2 separate regions of the Homo sapiens genome follow, and region 2 is linked to region 1. A link is an interaction called in ENCODE POLR2A ChIA-PET data of the cell type or tissue named here. Cell type or tissue: MCF 10A. All regions are shown on one strand. Each heading gives the region's core, and the rest is flanking DNA. Links, peaks and the distances in the headings are about the cores only. Region 1 holds the start of LOC105374151 (a long non-coding RNA gene). Region 2 has its middle 19 kb from the start of TM4SF4.

Region 1 (10,221 bases), core at 1,253-9,252:
TCTCAACAGAAACTGCCAGTTTGTTGTTGAGTGAGAGATGTGTTTTCTTTGGAGTCATGAACAGGATGAAGAAAACTGGGACAACTGCCAAGACTGGGCTTTGGGTATCTCCATGCTGCAGAACAGAACAGGGCAGCCAGTGGATGTGGTGGGGGTGGGATTTAGAGAGGAGAGGGATAAAATTTCCTGTGGCTTCTGAAGAGCTGAATAACAAGGTCAGTTATTAAGAAAGGAATAACTGGTATTTCCAGCTTCTTTTCTCATCCATGACACCTAGTACAAAAGTTTTCCCAGATTGCGTTCACAAAGGAGGGGCATGGAGGTTAAGTCTTCGGAGTTGAAGACACAGAAGCTACCCAATTTAAGGAAACATTTGATTTTCCTCAGGCTAGGAGTGGGGAGTGTGCACAGGAATCAGGCAGGTTTCTGGAAGGGCCTTGGCTTCTTCATACACGTGTGCTAGCCAGGAATTATTTTGGGATGTGCTTTAGAAGCTCAACACTTAACGCCAAGCTCACAGGAGACATTGAGATCCTGAAGGTCTCTGTGAACCTGTGTGTGGTCAAGGAGTGGACCACCCTGAGGTGCATCTCTGGTCTGGCTGGAACATATGGCCTGTCCAATGCTTTCAAACACTGGTGAGCCACCGAAGACTCTGACAAGGAACCTGCAAGCTTCTGTCACTCCAAACACTAGGAGATTTTTGGATGAACACCAAAGCCGCCAAATATTACTGAGATTGAATTTTCTACCGTCACATGAGTGAAAGTACAGAACTAATTTTTCTGTCACATTTACACACCAGAAAGTGGCACAGTGACATTCGTACCTGCTATATTGGAAGTATTTCTATGCAGTCAAGTTTAAAGTTCACCTTCCCTGGGCTACTACTGCTCCCATGCAAACACACATGCACGCACACACTTCTGTCAACATCTTAGAAGTAAGATCGGCTGGGGCTGGCTAACCTCCCTACCCTTCTTTACATACCCTTCAGTCTTCATGTTGCCTGTCTCATTTGTCTCCTTTTACTTGTTGGCCTCGTTCATTTTTCATTCAATTAATTCTGCAGAAAATCTAAAGAACCTAATATTTGCCTGTAACTCAAGGGCATAATTTCGGTCTCAAAATGGTCACGGTCTAGAGTTTGATGTTGAGTCGAGGGTAGAAGGGTATGGTGGGAGGACATGAGAGCAGTGCCTGCCCATGGAAGGAGGACAGGGGATTTTAGCAGTACAGAGGAGTAGGTAACCCAATCTGGAACAAGAGTAGGGGTCAGGTGAAAATTTTACAAGAAACTGATGACTTAGTATTAGCAGATCTTAAGTTGCAGAGAGTAAATAGGGACAAGAAGAGCATTCTAGGGAGATAGATTAGTCAGGAAAATTCATGGGGACATGAAAAATATGGTCTGCTTCCTGAACCTCAGAGTTTAGCATTGTAAAAATATAAGCTCCAGGGGGAGCAACCAAACACTCTTTCTCCCCATTCTTGTGCGGTTTCTAAACATGCTCTGCAAACTGCCCTTAATAGTCATCTAACTTATTTTTCCACCTCTCAAGAGTCTGCCCAGTGTGGATCCATGTAAGAAGCAGCAGCAAACCAAGCAAAATGATTTCTAGCAGCAAAATGAAAGACTCAACTAGACTGTTGGGAGAGTTTTATCAGACAATTCCTGAGCTTCTCCTGCTATATAGGATTAATCAATATATATTAATCAAATGCCTGGACCCTTTCATTTCTGTACCTAGATTAAGATTTGTAATATAATCGTTTTTTGAGAACAAGCATATATTAACAGATGTTACTGCAAGAAATATATTATCTCATGTGAACAGATTGAATGTATAATGTAGTGCTTGTCAGTTGAAAATAAAATTATGAAATTATTTCATGCATAATTTGATTACCTAGGCTGACAGGACACAGAGAGTTAGGTCAGGGCATGGATTTTCACATAAACACAAATGTTGTTTTCAGACTCAATGCAGAAGGTCTTCTTCAAGGTAAGATCTTATCGTTGGCTAATTCCTCCACATAGATATTCCTTCCCTTTCCACTTTATTCTGTCTTAAACTGTCATTCCTTTCAGGAAATGTCCCATGAACCAAACTCATTTTGTTTTCAGCACAACGCTAATTTTGCCAAGAATAAAAAGGGACATCATTTCTATGAATGTTTATTGCACATGTGCTATCTGTCAAGAATTCATTCAATCAAGTAAATAAATGGAAGAGATGATGAAATTAAGGAATTGTTGCCCTAACATCTCTCTTCCTTAAAAAAAAAAAAGTTTTGAAAATTTTGTTCCTAGGGAATAATTTAAGATTTTCAGTGAATGTCTTTTTAGAGCAAGTTTTTAAAACTTTTATTTGCACTGTGGACCCATGTGGTAGCAGAGTGACACCTGTACCCCTCTCAGAGTAATGTTTTTAAAGGCATAAAATAGAATACATAAGATTCTATTTGAAATAGACAATTGAAATAGAAAAATAATTATATGGAAATACAATTATCAAAATGACTCTTAAAACTTCATTATAAAATAACATATGTGTGTTTCTTAACATATTAAATAATAAGATCCAGCTACCGTATTTTGAAGTTGTGATGAGTGCAAAGGATAGTTTCAAGGTACAGTTGTGCATTGCTTGATGGTGAAGCACCATCCTGAGTACATCAGGGTACATCCTGAGAAATGTGTCATTAGGCAATTTTGTCACTGTGCAAATATCCACAAAGTGTACTTACACAAACCTATGATGATATAGCCTACTACACAACTGGATGTATAGTTTAGACTATTGTTCCTAGGCTGCAGCAAGTTACTGTACTGAATACTGTAAGAAATTGTCACACAACAGAAGGCATTTGTGTATCCAGACATAGAAAATGTACAGTAAACATATATAATCTTATGGGACCACTGTTGCATAAGCAGTCTGTAGTTAACTGGAATTTTTATGCAGTGCATTACTATATTTAAAATTATGTGATAGGAAAATATATTGTATTTATATTGGTGACATACTTATAGGAAGAGCTAATAATTGCCATGGTTTGGAGTCTAAATTCATAACTGAGAGAAATGCTAGAAGTTCAAGAAATCAAAAACAGGAATTTTTTTCTTCATCCAGGCCCATGGACTGCCTGAATTCTATCCCTGGACCCAAAGAACCCTTGTTTTCAGGGGCCCAAGATCAACATATTGACTCAATTTCTGCCATTAATATAGAGATGACCCTAATGCGATCAATTTCTTAACAAGAAGGCAAGGAGCTTCTTAATCCTTGATTATAAGATATGAGAAGGAAGAGGAGGTTTACTATTGTGTTGTCCCTCTAAGATGCTTCACTGCAAACTCATTCTGCACTCTCTCCTACCATAATCCATTCTAACTATTTCAGAATTTACTTTTTAAAAAGTTTTAACCCAGAGGCAGCCCAGAAGAATGAAACAACCATGAGCTTGACAGAGGCCTCTTAAGCCCCAGCTTCATCTCCTGCGTGACCTTGGTATGTCCCTTAACCTTGATTGTCAGTTTATTCACCATAAAACAGGTGCAATTATGCCTACGTAGCAGTGTCATAGTGATGTTTAAACATGATGACAATTATGAAAATGATTTGTAAGCTACGAAGAGCTGTGCAGTCTTTTCTATGTCTTTTTCTCACTATAGTACAGGACTATGGGATAAGAGAAAGGCAAAGCTAATGACAGTACATTAAGGAACAAGAGCCCAGGTTTGATTGGTACAGAGCATGAGAAAAGCAGAGAATATTCCCTACACACTGGAGGATCTCAGAGCTTTTTTCCCTGCTACTTCATGGCTGTATAAAAGCATTCTGCCCCACCAGCCCTCACAAGAACAACAAAAGTCCACGTTTGCTTTAGCCACCCAAGTGTTCATCCTTCCATCCACCCACAGTCATGAGAGGATCTTAGAAATGGCTTTGCAGGTGCCAACCAATTGGAATTACATGGGCAAATGATCCAAATAGACATATTAATATCTCCAAAGACAGACAAATGACCACAAATATATATATGAAAAAATTCTCAACATCATTAATCATCAGAGAGATGCAAATCAAAACCACAATGAAATATCACCTCACCCCTGTTAGAACGGCTATTGTGAAAACAACAAAAAATAACAAATGCTGACAAGGATGCAGAAAAGGGGGAACCCTTATACACTGTTGGTGGGAGTGTGAATTAGTAAACCCATTGTGGAAAATAGTGTGGAGGTTTCTCAAAAAACTAAAAATAGAACTACCATATGATCCAGCAATTCTACTGGATCTACCTAATTCTATTAGGTAGTTATCCAAAGGAAAGAAGTCAGTATATCAAAGGGATATCTGCATTCCCATGTTTATAGCAGTACTATTCCCAATAGCCAATGTATGGAATCAACCAAAATGTCCATCAACAGAAGAATAGAAAGAAAATGTGAGATACACAATGGAATACTACTTGGCCATAAAAAAGAATAAAATTCTGTCATTCATGGCAATATGGATGAGCCAGGAAGACATTATGTTAAGCAAAATAACCCAGGCACAGAAAGATAAGTACTGCATGTTCTTACTCATGTGTGGGGGCTAAAAAAATTCTGTGCTAATAGAAGTAGAGAGTAGAATTTTGACTATTACAGGCTGGGAACGGTAGGGGGCTGGGGAGGTTGGGGAGAGGTTGGTTAACAGATACAAAATTACAGCTAGATAGAAGGAAGGAATTCTGGTGCTCTACAGCACTGCAAGGGGAATATGGTTAAAGATAATTTATTGCATATTTTTAAAAAGCTAAAAGAGAGGATTTTGAATGTTCACAATACAAAGAAATGATACATATTTGAGATGATGGATGTGCTGATTACTCTCATATGATCATTATCCATTGTATACATGGGTATTGAAATATGACTGTATCCCATAATATATACAATTATTACATGTCAACTAAAAATAAAAAGAAAAGTAAAAAATAAAAATTCAATCATGTATACATAGCACTCAAGGGCATATTTGCTTAATCCTTAGAATGACATTTTGTTCAGTGCAAAAGAGTGATGCAAGAAGTTAAAAGCAATGTGCTGGGTATACTCCTTACTAATAATACTAACAATACTTCTATTTATATAAACTTCTGTGGTCTTCAAAGCCCTTCTAAATGTATAACCAAAATGTTGAGAAAAGGCTATATGGTTGTTACATTTACTGACCAGAATTGAGCTATTTTGTTTGATGCTCAAAACAATGTTTGATATAGGTAGAGAAGGTGTTTTATTACTTCATCGTTATTATTATTATTTTACAACTGGAAAAACTAAGAGAGTTCAGATGACTTGCCCAGAATCCAGAAAAAGTAGCAAGACTGGAAGTAAACCTATGTTTCCAATCCTAGTACCTTTTCTCTCCTAATATATCATACAGTTTCTAAGATAATTATGAAAGGTGATTGACTTGAAATCACTTGTTTACCTTTGAAGAGAGATTTTCTTTCCAGATCTCCAGTTGCCTGTCACTACCCTCTGTCAAGACCCTTGGAGTCATGACTAACAGGAAGGGAGCAGGTGGCAGCGTGGCCACCTGCCATGCAGAAAGACTGGGTCACTTCCTGTTGGTAAAGGGTTTCCTGGTTCAGGTTTGTTAGGCATTCTAAAATGGAGAGAAAAACAAATGCACCTCTAAAGTACATGGAAAAATAAACACCAAAGTCAATGTTTTTGTGTTCCAAATGAAAATGTCACTCTAAAGAGAATCAGCTGTTATTTTTAGAAAGAAAGAATAAAATTTCAGCTCTGTATACCAAAACTATAGCCTCATCCATTAGGGACACTGATGTAGAAGCAAGTAGAAACTATCCAAAGTCTGCAGTTCCTACCTGACTAGGTAATGCTTAAATAAATAATCAGTTCTCATCATGCAACTCAATGTTTAGCTGAGTCCAAACATACTGCTGCCAACATTTTAAAGTCAACAACGATATCTAAAATAAACATAGGCTGACTAACACACACTGGTACTTTAATGAAAATATATTGTGAAATAGCTCCTTGCCAATAGAAGTTCTTGCGCTCCTTCTTTGGATAACTGTGGACTATTCAACAGAATGTTAAGCCACCTATATTTTTTAAATTAATTAATTCAACAACCTCCCCCCTTTTTCGAGCACTTACTCTTAAGAATTTGAAGGATCTGAGATTTTAGCTTATTTTATCCTATTTTGAAGCTATTTGTTAGCTTGCCAGTTTCAAAGGAACTGGTAGAAGTCATGAGATTCTTGGGTCAGAGACAAGTGACTTTGTTACAGCAGTAGCAGTAGCCAGTTTCAGCATTTGAGAGGAACTCTGAGCTTAGGGAAATCAGGCCTTTTACACCGAACAGGAAGCATGCCTACTCATTACTCTTGAGACACTTTTTCACTCTTCCAAGGTGGTTTGCTACACAAACACCCTTGAAAAATAGTCCAGAACAAAGTCAGTCAATCCCTTTACTCATGAGACATGTAGAAATGTGAGAAATCCAAGGAGAATTGTCTCCAGACACTTACTCTCTACCAGACATTGTAATAGATGCTAAACATACGAAGATAGAAAGAAAGAACATGCTACCTAATTCTTGATAAATATAATAGTGCTAATAAATTCAACTGACATTAAACTCTCAAGTTCTGTCCATAGAAAATGTAGGAAGTTCAGTTTGTTTAGTAACCCTCTTTAAATTCTTCTAATCAAGAAAATTGGTGAAGTATTCACAAGGCAGAAAGCCTGCCTTTTCATCACCAGCTTGTTTGCCAGTGAAGTGTTGAAGTACTATGTGTTGGCAAAATGGAACTAACGCATTACAATTACATTAGAGTGCAATATCTCCGCACTTTCCAAAGTTTTCAGTCTGTGGCATAATGATCAAGATGACATAAAGGCAAAGGTCACTGGCAGGGGAAGTAGATAAGAAAAAAGTGAAAGCCTATAGAAAAATATTATCAAGGAAACCTTTCTTAATTGTACTGATAGGACTTTGCTATAAAAGAAATTAGAATTAAGCCACACCAAAATTCAGAGCAAAACACCCGACTCTAGCAAATGCATGAGTTACAAATGCCTTTAGAATACAATTTAGAGGTGCGTTTTTCTTTTTTTCCTAAAACAAAACAAAAGGGATACATGTGTAGAATGTGCAGGTTTGTTACCTAGGTATACGTGTGCCATGGTGGTTTGCTGCACCTATTGATCCGTCCTGTAAGTTCCCTCCCTTCACCCCCCACCCTCCACCCCCCACCGCCCAACACGCCCTAGTGTGTGATGTTCTTCTCTCTGTGTCCATGTGTTCTCATTGTTCAACTCCCACTTATGAGTGAGAACATGCAGTGTTTGGTTAGAGGTGAGTTTTTCTATGGGGACTTGAGCATTATTACCAGAATGAATTTAAAAACAAAATTTTAAAATTCCACCGAAAATATATAGTCTGAGCCTCTGAAAAAGACATAGACATGTTACCTAAATCATTTCAACTTCAGTTAATGCTTTATAATGCCATTTCTCCCATTATTCTGATCCAGCTCCCTTTAGGCTCACTCGGTTTTTAACAAGGAACTTTTCAAAAGTAAATTGACTTCCTAGGCAGACTTTTCCACAAGTGAGAGAAACTTCTGACCTGACAATATGGATATTTCAGACTCTTTAATAGCACTCTTTTTTTTTTTCCATTCCAAATTAGTTAATTGGAGGTTTGATTTTTCAATAAGGCTCTTGTGAATTTAGTCAGCGTAAGCCACTTCCATCAGAGTCTTTCTCCTGGGTAACATGAAAATAACTACTGGATATTTTGAAGATGCAAACAAACTGTTGAGAAATACTTTGTTCCTAAGTGGACTCACGCTGAGGCTCCACTGACAAGTGCAAGTCCTCTGGAGACTGAATGGCTTACCTGATGGCTGTTCTCCCTTTGATTTTTTTCAATGTAATAATAATTTTGTCTTTTTCCTTTGATTTTTCCATGAAAGTTAAAATTTAAGAACATGTTGAAGATCTATCTCTAGTATAGTACACAAAACACCATTTCCTACATCTGAGCTAATATTACTCTCTTGGGCTACCTACAAAACTGGCAATTTCTATGTAGGGTAGCATACAGTCATGTCTGTAATTCTTTGATCTGTCACAGGTACAGGAGTTCCTCTAAGATTATAGATGTATATTTATAAAACTGGTAACATATACTACACTTGATTTCAGCCAAAATGCTGAGAAATGATTTTATATATATGTATATATGTATGTATATGTATGTACACACACAAATACATATATGCATATATAGGATTGCCAGCATATATATAAATATAGTATTTTGAGACATAGTGAAATAATATTGGATAACAAAGACCTAAGTGGAAATACAATGTATGTTTAGATTATTTAAAATAATTTAATAATAGTAAATAATTATCCCCAAATTAATTTATCATCCTGAACTATTTGAATCATTTAGCACTTAGGAAATTTTTTAATTTCCCAGTGTTTCGGGAACTTTTCCCAAGAGTATTGATTCCAGTGTACTTTGATTGTGAGGAAATGCTGTGAAACAAGTCTTGTTATCTCCATATTCAGAGGCATCCAATGTTGTGATTGTTCTTAGAAAGATTATAAAAGTCATAAAACTTACCACAGTGAAGAGAATTAATAAAATACTTTTATAATATCTATTGTCTGTGTCTGAAAGAGTTAATGCTAAGGGTAATGTGGCTGTTAGGTGGGGTTCTGAGGAAATAGCGGGAGAGGCCCTGGTGAGGCGTCTCCATGAGAACCTACCCCACAAACCCATTCACTTACCCATAGCAAGAGATTTCCAGAGCAAAACCTCCTTGGATGTGTAAGGAGGAAGGAAGGAAAAATCAAACCAGTGGAGCCAAATTTGCTTCTCTATGATTTCTTTTTGGGTCACCATCAGTCAGAGGTGTGTGCCTTTTCCCAGCTGTCAATAACCTGAGTCATAAGAGAAGGAAGATAGCAGATCACCCAGAGGAGGTGATGAACCATAGCCAATCAATTTTTGCAGGAAATGGTGTGGGCATTTGAAGAGAGATTAAACATGCGCACAGGAGCCAGGGGGAGGTCTGGTGTCTACCCCCTGAATGGAGTTTCCAAAAGTTGTACATTTTACAAACAAATGTGGTGCATCTTATAAGGCTTAATGTTTTTAGGAAACGACTTTGATATGACAATTGTGAAGGCTATGATGAAAAGACAAAACAGAAAACCGTGTAAAAGTAGGAGCCTGACATTACAAAGAATGACACCTTTGTGTGTTGCTCCCCCAACAGCCAGCACCAGGCCTTGCTTTCCAGCTAGCGCTACTGCAGGTTTATACTCTCTGAAGTTAGACGCTGGTTATTCCCCAGAGCAAAGCAAGGGATATAAACAAAAAAGAAAAAAGAAAAGAAAAAGGAAGAAAAGAAAAGCACCCATCCACCTGAGTTAGAATCTTAGCTGCCATTCTCTAACTTGACTCGGTTACTTGGCTGACTCTGTTTCCTCACCTGCAGGATGGAGTTTTTTAAAACACCTACCTCCCAGAGCACTATAAAAATTTAATAAAATAAAGTTTGTGTCTCAGCTTGGGTTCCCAGAAGAGACCTGAAACTAGGACTTGAGTGCAAGTAGTTTATTTGGAAGGTTAAGGGAACACTCAAAGAGGAGTGGGAGCTCAGATAAAGGAAAGGAAGGAGCTCTTCAAAGGAGCATTAGCCGAGCCTGGGCAACATAGTGTAAACTTGTCTCTACGAAAAAAGATAATAAAAAAATTAGCTGGGTGTTGTGGTACATGCCTGTAGTCCCAGCTTCTCGGGAGGCCAAGGTGGGAGGCTGACTGTAGCCCGTAAGATAGAGGCTGCAGTGAGCTGTGATCGTGCCACTGCACTCCAGCCTGGGCAACAGAGCAAGCCCCAGTCTCAAAAAATTACACAAAAAAACTATTAGCAAGCCACCTTTCCCTGTGTGTTACTGGAGCTTAGAATATCACTAATAATTCTTTGAAAGAAGGAAAAAAGTCAGAAAATATATATGCATATATACAAATACACATGTATATTTGTTCATGCAAAAAATATATTTAAACACAAAAATGTGTTAGAGAGGTTGCCTCTGAGGAAGAAAATTGGAGGACAGGGAAACATGAGTAAGAGGCATACTTAAATTTGCTCATATCACCTCCC
Region 2 (10,221 bases), core at 1,035-9,034, 55 kb after region 1:
GAGCATCAATAAATATTAGTCTTCCCTTGTCCAGTGCCATTTCACACAGGTCCAATTGGAATGTGCTAGACAACTTACCCAATCCTGCTACATTCTCATCATGGCCCCTTACTAAAAGCCACAGTAAAATTTGGAGAGATCTGGAATGTTCTACAAAGAAAGATAGCTCAACCCAAATTTAACTTTAAAAATAAGCATTTGTGGAGCACAAGCTATGCTCTTTGTAGGTACTTGCAGTTAAAGATAATTTCTGGTTACCTATGGCCAAAATCACCCCAAAACGTAATTTTATTAGTCTGTTCTTGCATTCCTATAAAGGAATATCTGAGACAGGGTAATTTATAAAGAAAAGAGGTTTAATTGGCTCATGGTTCCATGGGCTATAGAGGAATATGGCAGCATCTGCTTCCGGGGAAGCCTCAGGGAGATTGTACTCATAGTGGGAAACAAAGTGGGGACAGATCTCTTACATGGCAGGAGCAGAACCAAGAAAGAGAGATGGTGGAGGTGCTATACTCCTTTAAACAACTAGATCTCATGATAACTCACTCACTGTCACAAGAACAGCACCGAGGGGGTGGTACCAAACTGTTTATGAGAAACCACCCACATGATCCAATCATCTCCCACTAGGCTCCACCTCCAACACTGGGGATTACAATTCAACATAAGATTTGGGTGCAGATACAGATCCAAACCATACTATTCTTCCCCTGAGCCCTCCCAATTCTCATGTCCTTCTTGAATTGCAAAATACAATAATGCCTTCCCAACAGTCCCACAAAGTCTTAACTCATTTCAGCATTAACTCAAAAGTCCAAAGTCCAAAGTCTCATCTGAGACAAGGCAAGCCCCTTCTACCTATGAGCCTGCAAAATCAAAAACAAGTTAGTTACTTTCAAGATACAATGGGGGAGCTTGGAATGGTGGCTCATGCCTGTAATCCCAGCACTTTTGGAGGCTGAGGCAGGCATATTGCTTGATACTAGGAGTTTGAAGTCAGCCTGGTCAACATGGTGAAACCCCATCTCTACAAAAAAATACAAACATTAGCTGGGCATGGTGGTGTGTGCCTGTGGTCCCAGCTACTCAGGAGGCTGAGGTGGGAGGATTGGCTGAGCCCAGGAGGCAAATGTTGCAGTGAACTGAGATCACACCACTGCACTCCAGCCTAGACAACAGAGTGTGACCCTGTCTCAAAAAAAAAAAAAAAAGAAAGAAAAAGAAAGAAAGAAAGATACAATGGGGGTACCAGCATTGGGTAAAACACTCCCATTCCAAAAAGGAGAAACTGGCCAAAAGAAAGGGACTACGGGCCCCATGCAAGTTCAAAACCTATCCGGGCAGCCATTGAACCTTAAAGCTCCAAAATAATCTCTTTTGACACCATGTCCCACATTCAGGGCACTCTCATGCAAATGGTGGGCTCCCAAGGCCTTGGGCATCTCCACCCCTGTGGCTTTGCAGGAGTCAGCCCCTGTGGCTGCTTTCATGGGTTGGTGCTGAGTGTGGCTTTTCCAGGTTCAGGGTACAAGCTGCCAGTGGATCTACCATTCTGGGGTCTGGAGGGCAGTGGCCCCCTTCTCACAGCTCCACTAGGCATAGGCAGAGCCCCAATGGGGACTCTGGGTTGGGGGTCCAACCTCACATTTCCCCTCTGCACTGCCCTAGTAGAGGTTCTCTGTAAGGGCTCCACCTCTGCAGTAGGCTTCTGTCTGGACATCCAGGCTTTTCAGTACGTCCTCTGAAATTTAGGTGGAGGCTCCCAAGCCTTAACTCTTACACTCTGTGCACCTGCAGTCTTAACACCACGTGGAAGCTGCCAATGCTTATTGATGGCACCCTCTGAATCAGTGGCCCAAGCTCTACCTGGGCCCCTTTGAGCCACGGATGGAGCTGGAGTATCCAGGACCCTGATGCTGCACAGTGCAGTGAGACCCTGGGCCTGGCCCATGAAACCATTCTTGTCTCCTAGTCCTTTGGGCCTGTGATGGGCAGTACTGCTGGAAAGGTTTCTGAAATGCCATTGAGGCCTTTCCCATTGTCTTGGATATTAGCACTTATCTCCTTTTTACTTATGTGAATTTCTGCAGCCCACTTGAGTTTCTCCTCTGAAAAACGGGCTTTTCTTTTCTAACACATGGCTGGGCTGCAAATTTTTCAAACTTTTATGCTCTGCTTCCCCTTTAAATGTAAGTTCCAGTTTTACATCATTTCTTTGCTCATGCATATGAACATTGGGTGTTAGAAGCAGACAGGTCACGTCTTGAACACTTTGCCACTCAGAAATGTATTCTGCCAGATACCCTAAATTATCATTCTCAAGTTCAAAGTTCCACAAATCACTAGAGCAGGGGCACAATGGCTCCAAGTGTTTTGCTAATGCATAACAAAAGTGACCTTTGCTCCAGTTCCCAATAAGTTCCTCATCTCCATCTGACACCTCCTCAGCATGGACTTACTGTCCATATCACTCTCAGCATTTTGGTCACAACCATTCAACAAGTTTCTAGGAAGTTCCAAACTTTCTCTCATCTTCCTGTCTTCTTCTGAGCCCTCCAAACTGTTCCAACCTTTGCCCATTACCCAATTTCAAAGCTGCTTCTACATTTTCAGATATCTGTATAGCAATGCCCCACTACTTGGTACCAATTTTCTGTATTAGTCTGTTCTCACATTGCTACAAAGAAATACCTGAGACTGGGTAATTTATAAAGAAAAGGGTTTCAATTGGTTATCAGCCAGGACCAAGAGTGGGGGAAGAGGTGCTACCACTTTTAAACAATCAGATTTCACAATAATTCACTCACTCGCTATCATGACAACAGCACTGAGGTCATGGTGCTTTAAACTATTCATGAGAAACTGCCTCCATGATCCAATCACCTCCTACCAGACCTTACCTCCAACACTGGGGGTTACAATTGAACATGAGATTTGGATGAGGACACAGATCCAAACCATATCAGTAGGGTCTTAAAACAACAATGTATTGTTGACTCTCATGGTTCTGAAGATTTACTAAACCTGGCTGGTTGGTTCTCATGCAATGGCAGTCAGCAGTTGAGTCATCTGGAGGCTTGTCTGGGCTGGGCTTCCAAGACAGCTTCTTCACCCTCTATTTTATTGCCTCCATGCTCCTCCACATGGTGTCTTTCTCCAGAAGAGTAGTCTAGATGTACTGTATGGTGACTTAATGCTCTAAGAAAAGGAAGAAACAGGAAGCAGAAACTACCAATAATCTTAGAACCTTAGCCCAGAAATGGCCCAGGTCTCTTATGCCATATTCTGATAGCGAAAGGCAAGTACAGACCAGCCAAGATTCAAGAAGGAGGAGGGGTAGTTTCCACCTCTCCATAGGGGAATGGCATGTATGTGCACAAAGGGAAGGGATTAATGGTGAATGTCTTTGGAGACAAGCTACCACTGATGGATAAGATATATGAGTTTCATGTGCGTAGAAACACAAGATGTTTACTTGTGTTATTTTTTAGTTGGAAGTTCTTCAACCAAGTGCAAGATAGACATCATCTACCACATGCCTCAGGCTTCTGAGTTCCTACCAATTAAAACTATTCCCAAAAAAAGGGCAAATTTTTGTATCGGATTATGTTTTCCTCACGACTAAGATGATTTTGTCACCTTGGGCTTTTTTTTTTTAGCCAGCAAATTTTATCCTCCATGTGAGCCTGTCACTGTGTAACTCATTGCTCTGTCTCTAGAGTAAAAACCAAGAATTCTGATCATTCAAACCAAATGCCTGCTCTTGCTCCCATCTCCTGATACTGCCCTATTTCCTTCTATGTTTCCAGTAATTATAGATTCCAATGAGTTATTCAGGTAATTCTTCTAAAAAGAATAAGGTACATGCTTTAATAGCTCCTTGTACTTCTTCAGGGCACTTACCTTAGTTTGTAATTTAATATTTGTATGATTGTTGGATTACCCTCTATCTTCCTCACCAGAGCCTAAGCTCTATATAGTCAGATATTATTTATCTCCAGCACATAGGTCTGAGGCTTGCATATACTAGATGCTCAATAATATTCTTTGAATGAATGAATTGTTCCTTCTCTCCAGAAATATTTAATGATGAAATAAAAAAGTCAGCCCCATTAAAATGGAAAGCAATTTTAGGAATTTATTTTCACAAGCATGGTGTTTGATTTTTAAGTGTCGAACCTTAGAAAAATCATGATATCCGATTTTTAAAAAGCAAAATTATTTGATTCTGTGACTCAAGCAATACCAACTAAGTAGTTCTCTTTAAGAATTCCCTCCACAGCAGCAGACATGATCTCAGGCATGCCAGGCTCTACTGAAGGAGTATATCTAGCTTTCAATCTCCACTCACTATTTCAGACCTCCTTGCTCTGTTCCTGCATCTCAGATTCCTTCCTTGTTGCCTCATACCTGATTGCCCAAACCCTTCAGATGGATGTTGCAGTTGGAGTATACATTTGGCTTGAAATCTGCCTGAACTCTCTGCTCCCCTTGAATAACATCTTTCCAAAGCCTGTCCTGCCTCACCTCCACACCCACACAAAACTCTGGAATCTGCTACTAAATTCCAACACCCTGCTTCTCAGCATATTCAGACATAGCCTCATTTAGCTTTGGTGTTCCCCAAACTGGAAACACAAATGAGCAATTGGACTTCAGAGATCTTTTTATTTTTACTTTTTACTATGGAAATTTTTAACGTTAAAGAAAATATAGTGATAAACTTTAATAGGACCATCACCCAGTTTCAATTATTATTAGCTCATGACCAGTCTTATTTCTTCCACACCCTAATCCACTTCCCTGCTGCCCTAAATGATTTCGAAGCAAGCCTTAGCTAGATATCACAGTGCTTTATCCATAACTATTCTGGTATCTATCTTTAAAAGATAAGTACTTTTTAAAAACACAACTAAAAACATTACCACACCTGAAAATACTCTGGGTACTCTTTAAGTTTCAGCAACTGATAATTTTCAGTCCAAAAGATATTGAGGTGATAAAGCTCCATGAAGCTAGCTCTTTACGACTGCTGTCCTCCTACACATACCCCACATATGAACACACCTACACACTCTCTGAAGGATGGAAAGGCGCTTCTAATGAGATTTTTTGTTGTCCCATGCAAGACATGGTGCCGACAATCAGCTTTGCTGTTATCTATACTCTCAGACAAAGACTGCCAGAGACACCTGTAGTTGAACAAGTTGGGTTTTTCACAAACTGCAGTAAGGGAAAATACCTTGAAAACTCCATGAAAGTGTCATGGAGTATCTCAGAAAAGGGTTGTCAAAAACAACCCGGTATAGAATTTGGGGTTTGGTTGAGTAATTTTAGGGAGAGTCTAAGAAAACAGGGTTCTCTCCAGATTGGGTATTATCAGTAAGTGGAGGCAATCCTACTTTTGGGAATCTCGATAGGTCTTATCTGTGGGGAACACACAGCCTAGGGAGACATTAAAGCTGTCATTGGTAAAGAAGTCACTGTCACTCATTCAGCAAGAGAAGAAAATATCTGTTATTTTGTGTTGCACAGTGACCTTATTTTTGTCTCACTTTATCATGGCCTAAGAGTGACCTCGTTAGATATAGATATTCTGTGAGATTGTTTATATTCAAGAGGAAAATAACATGGCCTGGCTGTGTGTGTCAGACCAACTTGTAATAGCATTGAGGTCTAGGTGTGAATGTCAAGTCAGTCCTAAATGTCAGAGGGTACTCCTATCCTTTTTCATTGTTTTACCACTTTCCAGGGTGTGTGAGTTTACTGAATACTGCTACCTTCAGTCCTGGTTCCATACCACCTTCTCAACCTATTTTTCTGTTTGGATTATTTTTACCACTCATTATTTACAGTGTGTATGTTATGTTATATTATATTCAAGTGTTTATAAGCTTTTTAAAATCCTTTTCTAGAGAAGAAAAAAAATCATGTTTGAATGAAGAAAAACAAAGAGTATCTGAAAATGTAAGATATTCTTGCTACGTATTTATTATTGCCCACTCTATAATCAAATGCATTTTGAGTAGATATCTGGCAACATTTTACTTGTAGAGGGCAGTAAGCTGGACTGCTTTGCAATCTGTTCATTCAGTTAACAAGGAAAATTTCTCAAACTACTCTCCTCTGCTGGAACCCTCAGTAAGAAGCACATTATACTCAGTATAAACTATACCACAAAATATAACACACACACACACACACACACACACACACACACATACTCATACCTTACCAGATTAAAAATTTAACAAAACAATATTTATTCTTACTAATTGTGATGTACTCCAGTATTCTCTATTTCCTTCTATTTTTATTTCATTTTTAAAATTAAATACTGACCTTCTAAGTTGAGCTCATGACTCCCTACTGGATCTCAATCTGCATTTGAAAAAACTTACTGGGCACTAGGACATTACTTTTCACAAAACAAAATATTTGTGGATATTTCATTGAATTAATTTTGACGCTGCTGCTGTTTTTTAAAACCATGGTGGGTGTTTTGTAATAATCACCTAAAAATCTTTCTTGGCTAAATGATGGCAAATTATGTTGAATCATATAAAATACAACAAATTATTTGGAGAGAGAAATCTTAGCCTTGCCTCTTATTACTGGCTTGGCCATCACCAAGCAGAGATGACCTATGTTGGGCGTGTGTCTTCATTATGCACCAAGATTCTCATAACTGGATTTTAAACCAGATTCAGACTTTAATTATTAGCACAGAATAACTGAATTCCAATACTTGTCAAGAAGAATGACCTCTCTTCTCCCTTCCCAAAAGCTTAGCTGTCAGAAATGACTGTGAAAGGGACAGGGACAGTGGCTCACTCTTGTAATCCCAGCACTTTGGGAGGCGGAGGTGGGTGGATGGCTTGAGCCCAGGAGTTCAAGAGCAGCCTGGCCAACATGGAGAAACCTGATCTCTACCAAAAATACAAAAGTAAGCCGGGCGTGGTGGTGTGCACCTGTAATTCCAGGTACTCAGGAGGCTGAGACAGGAGAATCCCTTGAACCTGGGAGGTGGAGGCTCCGCTGAGCCAAGATCACGCCACTGCACTCCAGCCTGGGTGACAGAGGGAGACTTTGTCTCAAAAAAAAAAAAAAAAAAAAAAAAAGAAAGAAGGAAAAGAAAAAAGACATGACCGTGAAAGGATGATATTTGGAATGTATATTAAACCTAAGTCTTTCTTTGCTGACTCCCCATTTCTACCCTTATTACTGTCAACATTATTCTTTATGATCTAAATTTACCCTGACAGAGTAAATGATATTCTGAATGAAGTTTTTAAACTCACCATCAAAAGTAGACTTAAACTTGGTATTGAATATCAAGAGCAGAAGAGACCAAGAAGTTTATTTATCAATAACAGGTTAGAGATCAAAGAAGAACACAGTAGCAGGACCAAGTTGAATACTTCAGGATGGACAGCCTGGTGTGTGGGCAGGTGGGATTGTGGTAGGGTTGGTAATGTAAATTAACAAAGGAAGGGGGGTGTTGGTAATTGAGATTAATAAGGAAGGGGCATTATTACTCTGGAGGCTAGGGGAGCCATGCCAGGTGTATTAGTCCATTTTCACACTGCTATAAAGACATACCTGAGGCTGGGTAATTTTTAAAGGAAAGAAGTTTAATTGACTCACAGGTCCACATGACTGGGGAAGCCTCAGAAAACTTACAATCATGGTGGAAGGCAAAGGAGAAGCAAGTACCTTCTTCACAAGGCAGCAGGAAAGAGAGAAGAGAAAATGAAGGCGGAAGATCCCCTTATAAAACTGTCAGACCTTGTGAAAACTTGTTCACTGTCATGAGAATAACACGGGGGAAACTGCCCCCATGATCCAATCACTTCCCTTCCTCCACACATGGGGATTACAATTCGAGATGAGATTTGGATGGAGACACAAAGCCAAACCATATCACTGAGGAAACCTGACTAGACAGGACAACTCGTTGAGAGTGGAGTAGCATCAGGGTACTGCCCATCCCTGCTAGGGTGAGCACGGTGACAGACTGTGGACCCAATACCCTGGATTGCCCATTGCCAAATCACCTGAGGAGAGCAATTCAATTTTAACTAATCATTTTTGCAAGCTTAGTTGTTCTAGCTGCTGAAAAAAAAAGCACGAGTCTCTTTAAAAGGAATAAAATTCTGACACATGCTATAACATGGATAAACCTTGAAACATTATGATAAGTGAAATAAATCCATTACAAAAGGACAAATATTGTATGCTTCTATTTACATGAGGTACCTAGAATAGTCAAATTCACAGACAGAGAAAGTAAAATAGTGGTTACTAGGGACTGGGAGGAGGCTAGAATGGGGAGCTGGTGTTTAATGGGTATAGAATTTCAGCTTGGAAAGATTAAAAAGTTTTAGAGATGAGTACTGATGATAGTTGCACAAGGATGCCACTTAATGCCACTGAATTGTATACTTTAAAATGATTATAATGGTAAATTTTATGTAATATATATATTGCTACAATTTTTTAAAAGAGTGTGGGTCCAGGCTGGGTGCGGTGGCTCACGCCTGTAATCCCAGCAGTTTGGGAGTCCGAGGCGAGTGGATTACCTGAGGTCAGGAGTTTGAGACCAGCCTGGCCAACATGGGGAAACCCCATTTCTACTAAAAGTATAAAAATTGACATATGATATGATATGATATGATATGATATGACATATCATATCATAATTTGTAAATTAAATACAAAGTAGGAGGTAATAAGTGCCAGAAAAAAGAAAAATATATGCTGTTTGAGTTTAGAATCAAGAACCTGAAGTGTGTGTGTGTGTGTGTGTACAAAGGGAGAATTAATTTGAGAAAGTTCCAAGTAATTATATTTTAAATATATATACTGAACACTTACATTATATATAAAGCACATATCTATTGTGCATTTTGTACTTTTTGCTTACAAAATTATATTATGACCTAAATAAATGAAATAGTCTTCTCTTTGTCTGCATTCTTATTGAGATCCAAGTCAACATAGTTGCTTAAAGACAGTTCTCAAACTTTTGATGACAGTAAAATTATGACATATGAGTCAGGAAAGATTAAGGAATACAGTATAAAGTGACCCTGTGCAACACTGGCGTGGATGTGGGAAGGGCTGGAGTTCAAGACCCACATTTGCGTAGCCTTGGGCACTATCTCACCAGGCCCCCATTATCTTATCTACAATATAACTAGTTTGGGCTAGATAACTTTCTAGCTCTGTCAGTCTCTGATTCTAGGGAGTAAAATAGTCTTAGCTGTGTTATGAATCCATCTATCTCCTTCACCGTAGCAATCACCAGCTTCCTTGGCCAATTGTTGCTGTGTCTCCGCACCCACCCACACTAGTGTCGCAAATCCCCAGACATATCATTTCATCTGCTTTTCCTTACCAGAAGAAATGAAGAAAGAAAAAGTGTTTTAACTTGGTGCACCACAATGTCACATTTGCTCCTCTATAGAAATGTGAGGAGAAAGAGTTTTCGTTTAATGGTGTAATTGCAAATGGACAACAGTTTTAGAAAACAGGAGTAATTTTAAGAGGCATGATAACCAGCTTCATAGTAAAGAAACAGTAAAAAGTAAAAACATGATTTTTCTCAGAGTATTCTTCACATTTAAAAATAGTTCTCTGCGGCCTTTTGGCAGCTCAAAGTGAAGAAATTCTTATGAATGAGCTGGGGAATCAAAGAGAGAATGTGTGAGCCACAGGCAGAAAGCAAGTTCCATTCTAGCAGCAGTTGGCCACAATCTGCTTTTCTGCTTGGGCCTCAGCTTTTGGACAGCTGTGTGCCTGAGACTGCAAGGTCATTTCTGGCCTTGCCAATGTTGCTTTCAGCTCTTGAGCTTTGGGCTGATTTGTTACACAACAATCACTAACCAACACAGAAGAAAATGCAAAATCTCCAATCCTGATATTAGACAATATTCTGTCAACAAAATGACCACTTATTATTAATAATAATGTAATAATTAAATCCCCTATATGTATTTCTTCAGGTCACTTTTACCTGAGTGGGTGGTGAAGAAGGAGGCTGAGTGAGCAGGAGACTTGGCCATATATGGTTAGAGCTGGTAGTTGGGGTTACGTGGCTGCCAAGCTTTCTGCTATGGACATTCTGTTTTTCCCTGCATGGCAGCAGCTAGAGTCCTAGCCCAGAAGTCAGAGGATGTTTACTCTAATTCTGTCTCTGCCACTTGCTGGTTGTGT

What was found. ChIA-PET counts read pairs that join two places held together with the same protein. Peaks named below come from ENCODE experiments on the same cell type or tissue, not always from the same donor. Only the 100,000 strongest peaks of a DNase experiment are listed, where the experiment ranks them.
Region 2: POLR2A ChIA-PET joins it to region 1 with 11 read pairs; 5 of 35 experiments call an interaction of 5 or more read pairs at or near these places.

Annotation. Positions count from the first base shown.
Region 1 is chr3:149,395,779-149,405,999 of GRCh38, forward strand. It overlaps LOC105374151 (a long non-coding RNA gene), which reads right to left and starts at 9,012. Exons shown (of 3, transcript XR_924574.3): 1 at 8,840-9,012; 2 at 5,487-5,663. In MCF 10A, for the core only: no CTCF peak of the experiment used is centred there; a DNase peak (open chromatin) is centred at 5,993.
Region 2 is chr3:149,450,528-149,460,748 of GRCh38, forward strand. No RefSeq gene overlaps it. Among named protein-coding and RNA genes, the nearest start is that of TM4SF4, 19 kb to the right of the region's middle. In MCF 10A, for the core only: no CTCF peak of the experiment used is centred there; no DNase peak of the experiment used is centred there.